2 separate regions of the Homo sapiens genome follow, and region 1 is linked to region 2. Evidence: chromatin loops called from intact Hi-C (ENCODE). Cell type or tissue: psoas muscle. All regions are shown on one strand. Links, peaks and the distances in the headings refer to the core of each region. The heading gives the core; the rest is flanking DNA. Region 1 overlaps DST (dystonin). Region 2 overlaps DST (dystonin).

Region 1 (2,927 bases), core at 141-2,640, 59 kb before region 2:
GTGTGTTATTTATTGTATCTGCTTCATAGAGTTGTATGTGGTGACTCTGAGTTCAGCAATCTGACAGTTTGCTTTGGTGTATCTAATATGCTGTTGTAGCTGCAATTCAGGTATCCAGTTGGTTGGCAGCTATGATGCTTTATAACACTTGAGTCTAAAATTAGTCGAACTGTTCTATTTTAAGCATACACTGAAATTAGTAGTCCATGTCCTGTAAAACATGTGAAAGTTAAAAACTCTTAGGATATTGAATTACTTCTTTTAAAATGTAATCAGAAGTAGAGTTGGAAAGTTTGTAAGTAAGAAAGTAGTTAGTGAGAAAGTTTTGTTATGGTAATTTGATTATGGCCTGGATGTAGTGCTATATGTATACAGTATCCACAAACACAGTTTCACACTGTTGCCTCTTAGAGTTAAGACAGTGCTTTCACGTAAATGATTACATGTGATTTTAAAAACATGAGTTGAGTTACAGCAAGATTATTTGCTTTTTTTCTGTTAACATATTTTAGAAGAGTCGTAGTTCCTAAATGTTTAGAATTCTGGAACACTATTGACTGCCTTTGCTAGAAAAAAGAGAGTGATTAAAGGAGTACTTGGTTGTTCGTCTTGCGATCTTGTGATAACCTTATTTGTGTAACAGAAACTAGATAATGTTGAAAATAAGTCAGGGCATGGTAGCTCATGCCTGTAATCTCAGCACTTTGGAAGGCCAAGGCAGGTGGATCTCCTGAGGTCAGTAGTTCGAGACCAGCCTGGCCAACATGTGAAACCCCATCTTTACTAAAAATACAAAAATTAGCTGGATGTGGTGGTGGACACCTGTAATCCCAGCTACTCAGGAGGCTGCGGCAGGAGAATCACTTGAACCTGGGAGGCCGAGGTTGCAGTGAGCTGAGATCATGCCATTGCACTCCAGCCTGGGCGATAAGAGCAAAACTCTGTCTCAAAAACAAAAAAAGAATATTGAAAATACTTAGTAGATAAAAAGCGGAGTGATTCAAATTAAGAGTTTGATTTTGCATATAATATGAATTTTATACCTCTTGAAGCAATAGTTTGTGCTATAGAGGCATTTTTTTTTTTTTGCAGTGTTATTTGACTATCTCTGCATTAGTCTGTTTTCATACTGCTGATAAAGACATACCAGAGACTGGGCAATTTACAAAATAAAGAGGTTGGACTTACAGTTCCTACAGTTCCACATGGCTGGGGAAGCCTCACAATCATGGTGGAAGGCAAGGAAGGGCAAGGAGGGGCAAGTCACGTCTTACATGGATGGCAGCAGACAAAGAGAAAGAACTTGTGCAGGGGAACTCCTGTTTTTAAAACCATCAGAATCTCGTGAGACTTACTAGAACTAGTAAGTTCTAGTTACTAGTACTCACAAGAACAACATGGAAAAGACTTGCCCCCATGATTCGATTACCTCCCACTGGGTCCCTCCCACAACACCTGGAAATTCAGGATGGGATTTGGCCAAAATATGTCAGTGTCCTTTAAACAATCTCAGAAGCTCTAACAATTTAACTACTATAGATAATGTGTAGTCTTTATACTTTTTCTTTGAACCTTTTTGGAAGGTCTAAAGCAGGACTGAAGGATTCTAAATTACAGAAAGCAAGATGCAAGGATGCTTTAGTTTTCTTGTGGAAAAAGACCTGTACTTATATATCCCTTTCCATTTAGAAAACTATATAGAAATTTAAATTTGTGCTTCAGTAGAAGTAAAATACTGTAAATGGAATGAAATACTTTTATAATTAGCATTTTTTGAAAGCATTCAAGCAGCATTGTTCCCAACCTTTCTCATATTTCTAGTCAGAAATTAATTGATCATATGCTTCAAGTGAACACATTACCATCTAGTATATTCTCTATTCCCTCATACCCATCGTATTTTGTACTCAGTCTTTCCCTGGAAAAACTGGGAAGAGATGAAGGATTTAGAACCGGGAGAAGCAGATCTTCACCAGTTTGGAACATGTGGTTTAATTCCAAATACTTATTGATCCTATACATTAAAATATGCTAAGGAATCAGGGCCTACAGAAGGAAGAGGAACACAGGTTTGTAGCCTCTCAAAGAGCAGAGTTTGGTGACGAAAGTGGACCAGCTACACTCATTATATGTGAGTGCTACACAAGAGGAGTGATACGAGCATCCAGGGGTTTCACAAGCAGGGCTGGCATTTGAAGGAAGGCAGAATTTCAGTGGGAGCTGGGGAAGGGAGAGGCTTTGTGTTATGTGTGGGTGGATGGTGCAGACAGAGATTTTTCTTGGTTTTACCATGTCATTTGGACAATCTGACCTTGCATTTCACCTTTTGCATTCTAGGAAAAGTATTATCACAAAATTGAATTACTACTTTAATATAAACAAGATAGATTTTGCTTATACATAACCGGTGTTGAGTTGAAGATTTTATCCTCCATTTTTAAGAACTCTGCTTTATCATACATATGTTATGAAACCTGAGGGTTTAGTACTGAGAAATAAGTTTTAGCCATGGCTCAGCAAATGTAAAGATTGGATGTGACACTCTTAATATGGTGTAGGAAACTCTCAATTAGATTGATGATCATAATAATTTTAGCACTTTATACTTTTTTTTACATATATGATACAATTTGATTCTTATAACAATTCTCTGAGATGGGTAACATAAGTGCCAGTGCCCTTATTTTATAGGCAAGGAAATCAGGCTTCCATGATTGCATTGACTAGGTGGTGGACTGGGGCTAGAATTCTGGTCTTCTGATAGCCAGTCTAGAGAACACCATACTGTAGGTAATTGTGGCTCATCCTTATATGCAGTCAAAGTTATCATTAATAATGTGGACTATAGGTAATATATGTGGTGAGAAGTAATAGTCTCTGTTTAAGTAAACAGCAGTTGAATATTGCTGTTGTTCTGGAATTACAGT
Region 2 (2,927 bases), core at 255-2,754:
GTGATGACTTCAGGGTATTCTGTAATTATGGTTTGAAGTGAACTGAATTCAGTTTTGTAGATAGCATATTTCATCATAGTTAGTGAACAATATAAATGTCTGAAAAGATAAACATACCAGGTTCAAAGAAAAGTTCAAGATGGCAGTAAAAGAGCCATTGAACTGATATGTGTTGAATGGCTAAATGAATATCTTGACTGTTGTTTGTTGCAGGACTTTAGAGGATGATGGGCTGTCAGGGAAGTCTTACCTGAGGAAGTGATATTTGGTTTGGTTTTAAGCTATGGGTAGGGCATGGATGGGGCAAGTTGGCTGGAATATTGTGGGTGGGAAATGACTTTTTTAGAGAGTGTTGGATAGGCCTGTCTGCCGTAACAGAACATTTCAATAGAGACTATAAGGCTGGAGAGGTAAGTTTGGGTCAGGTAGATTGAAGAGGTATGTGAATGTCAGCTTTCTCAGTTAGAGAACCATGGATAGTCATGGATAACTCTTAAATGTTTTGAGCAGGGGAATCAAGATCTGAGATAAATTCTTTTTTTTTTTTTTTTTTTGAGACAGAATCTCACTCTGTTGCCCAGGCTGGAGTGCAGTGGTGCCATCTCAGCTCACTGCAACCTCCACCTCCTGGGTTCAAGCGATTCTCCTGCCTCAGCCTCCCAGGTAGCTGGGATTATAGGGGCATACCACCGTGCCTGTTTTTTGTATTTTTAGTAGAGACAGGTTCTCACCATGTTGGCCAAACTGGTCTTGAACTCCTGACCTCAAATGATCCACCCGCCTCGGCCTCCCAAAGTGCTGGGATTACAGGCGTGAGCCACCGCGCCCAGCCTGAGAGAAATTCTAGGAAGACTGATCTAGAGTAGAGGCTGGAAATTGGTGGCTCACAGGCTGAGTCCAGATGGTAGATATATTTTGTTCTATATACTGTAACAATTTTAAGCCAATATTCAAAAATTGAGAAATATCATAAAAATAGAGAGTTTAGGGTCTTCGTATAAAAGCAGGTGATCTGGCAACACTGGGCCCACATACTCACATGGCAGCAGTTGGTTGGGGTTGAGCAGAAGACAGCACCCTAAGAAGGCACATTCATCCTGATGTTCACCACTGTCCCCAACCTCCCCATTACCTTATGCTTAGTCCACTTGACATTGCCTGAATATCTCATATATATTTGAATTTGGGATTCTTGACTTAGAGATATAGTGTATAGACTTTTGTGGTATTTTTAATAGTGAGATTCAGGGGACCCAAATCTGGGTGGTTGCAAAGGAAATGAAAAAAGTATATATATAAGCAGTGGTTATATAAGAGACAGGGTGAAAGAATAACTAAATAAATCTGGACCAATAACTTATAAGGTCCAAGAGGCTAAAAAAAAGAATAAAAGATGACTGTATCTGTTACCTATTGCTATATAACAAATTACCCCAAAACCTACTAGATTAAAACAAGAAATATTTACTGTATCACAGTTTCTGAGGGACAGGAATCTAGGAATTGCTCAGCTGTGTGTTTTAGGCTCAGGGTCTCCCATCAGGTGGCAGTCAAGGTGTTGTAGTCATCTCAAGGCTCAGCTGAGTTAGTGGATCTGTTTCCAGGCTTACTCACATGCTTGTTGGTCCACCTCAGTTCCTTGCTTGCTGTTGGCCAGAAGCCACAGCATGCTCACCACATGACAGCATGCTTTCCCTAGAACAAGAAACCAAGAGTGAGGGAGAGTAGGCACCCAAGCTGAAGATTTTGTCTTTTATAATGCAATCTTGGAAGTAACGTACCATTTTTGCTGTATACAGTTGGTCACAATGACAACCCTAGTGCACTGTGAGAGGAGACTGTGTAAGGATGTGCATAACAGAGGTGGGGATTACTGGGATTCCTCCTGGAGGCTGGCTATCACAATGACTCTGAAGGACCAAAATATTTGTGGCAGCAACATTCCTGAGGAATTTTCGCTCATGTATGAAATGTTGTTTTGGGGCATCCTCTAATGAAAACTACTTGTGATTTTAATTGTTCTGCTCCACTAATTGACCCTGATTCTTGTTTACTTTTGATATACTCTTAGATAACTTTAGAATAAAATAATTAGCAGTTTTAAAGGTCATATGGGGCATTCCTTTAACTTCATAGGTTTTAAAAATTGGGATCCCGAAAGATAATGACTTGATCGGAATCACATGGCTAATCAGTTGCAGTTCTAGGAGCAGATCGAAGAGAGTTAGCTTGCAGTATGTGCCGTTTCTGCTCTGCCATGCAGTCTCCTGCCCCACGCTCTTCTAGTATGGGCAGTATCATCACATAAAAACATCACTTTAAGAAACTTCTACCTATGATTCAGCTAATAAGTAACATGTATTTTTAGTTCTTATTTTCCATCACATGAAATAATTTAGATGTTATATTGCAAATTTATGTGTTTTTATATGTAAATTTGACATTCGGCTTTACCAAATGATTAAGCATTTACATAACCGAAGCCTGCTAAAGAAGCCTAAAAATATACCTATTTTAAAAGTTGAGATTTTGACATGTCAGCTTTCTTGGCATTACTCAATCCTCATGTCTAAAATAACCTGGACCCCACATGCTAGGGTGTTACTCTTCCCTACTTTTATTTCAGTTTCCCTTTTGGAGAACCTTTTATAACTAATACTGGTATTCTTTTATTTTCTCACTGGAGTATTAATACTTTATATATAAGTCATTCTGCCTGTGTCTTAGAGGCCAAAGTACATGTCTAGTGACTCTTCAATGCAATGTTATAATGGGATTTTTCTCCTGGTTAGAAGTTTTTGGGCTGAGGTAAAAGGTCGGTTACTTTCTAAGTTTGTAAGGTATAGTTTTGTATACATGTATATGTGCATTTAGAAGAAAAGTCCACAGGGTTCATCAGATTCTTGCAGAGAGCTATGAGCCAAAAA

Evidence for each region. Hi-C counts contacts between places; a loop is a spot of excess contacts. Peaks named below come from ENCODE experiments on the same cell type or tissue, not always from the same donor. Only the 100,000 strongest peaks of a DNase experiment are listed, where the experiment ranks them.
Region 1: a loop joins it to region 2, with 2.9 times the contacts of the local background. A loop is called at or near these places in 53 of 110 quality-filtered maps.

Annotation. Positions count from the first base shown.
Region 1 is chr6:56,830,778-56,833,704 of GRCh38, reverse strand. The region is part of intron 4 of DST (dystonin); the gene reads left to right. Among named protein-coding and RNA genes, the nearest start is that of DST-AS1, 12 kb to the left of the region's middle. In psoas muscle, for the core only: no CTCF peak of the experiment used is centred there; no DNase peak of the experiment used is centred there; H3K4me3 peaks cover 388 bases; H3K27ac peaks cover 1,442 bases.
Region 2 is chr6:56,771,741-56,774,667 of GRCh38, reverse strand. All of the region lies in intron 4 of DST (dystonin), which reads left to right. Among named protein-coding and RNA genes, the nearest start is that of DST-AS1, 71 kb to the left of the region's middle. In psoas muscle, for the core only: no CTCF peak of the experiment used is centred there; a DNase peak (open chromatin) is centred at 1,657; H3K4me3 peaks cover 779 bases; H3K27ac peaks cover 2,500 bases.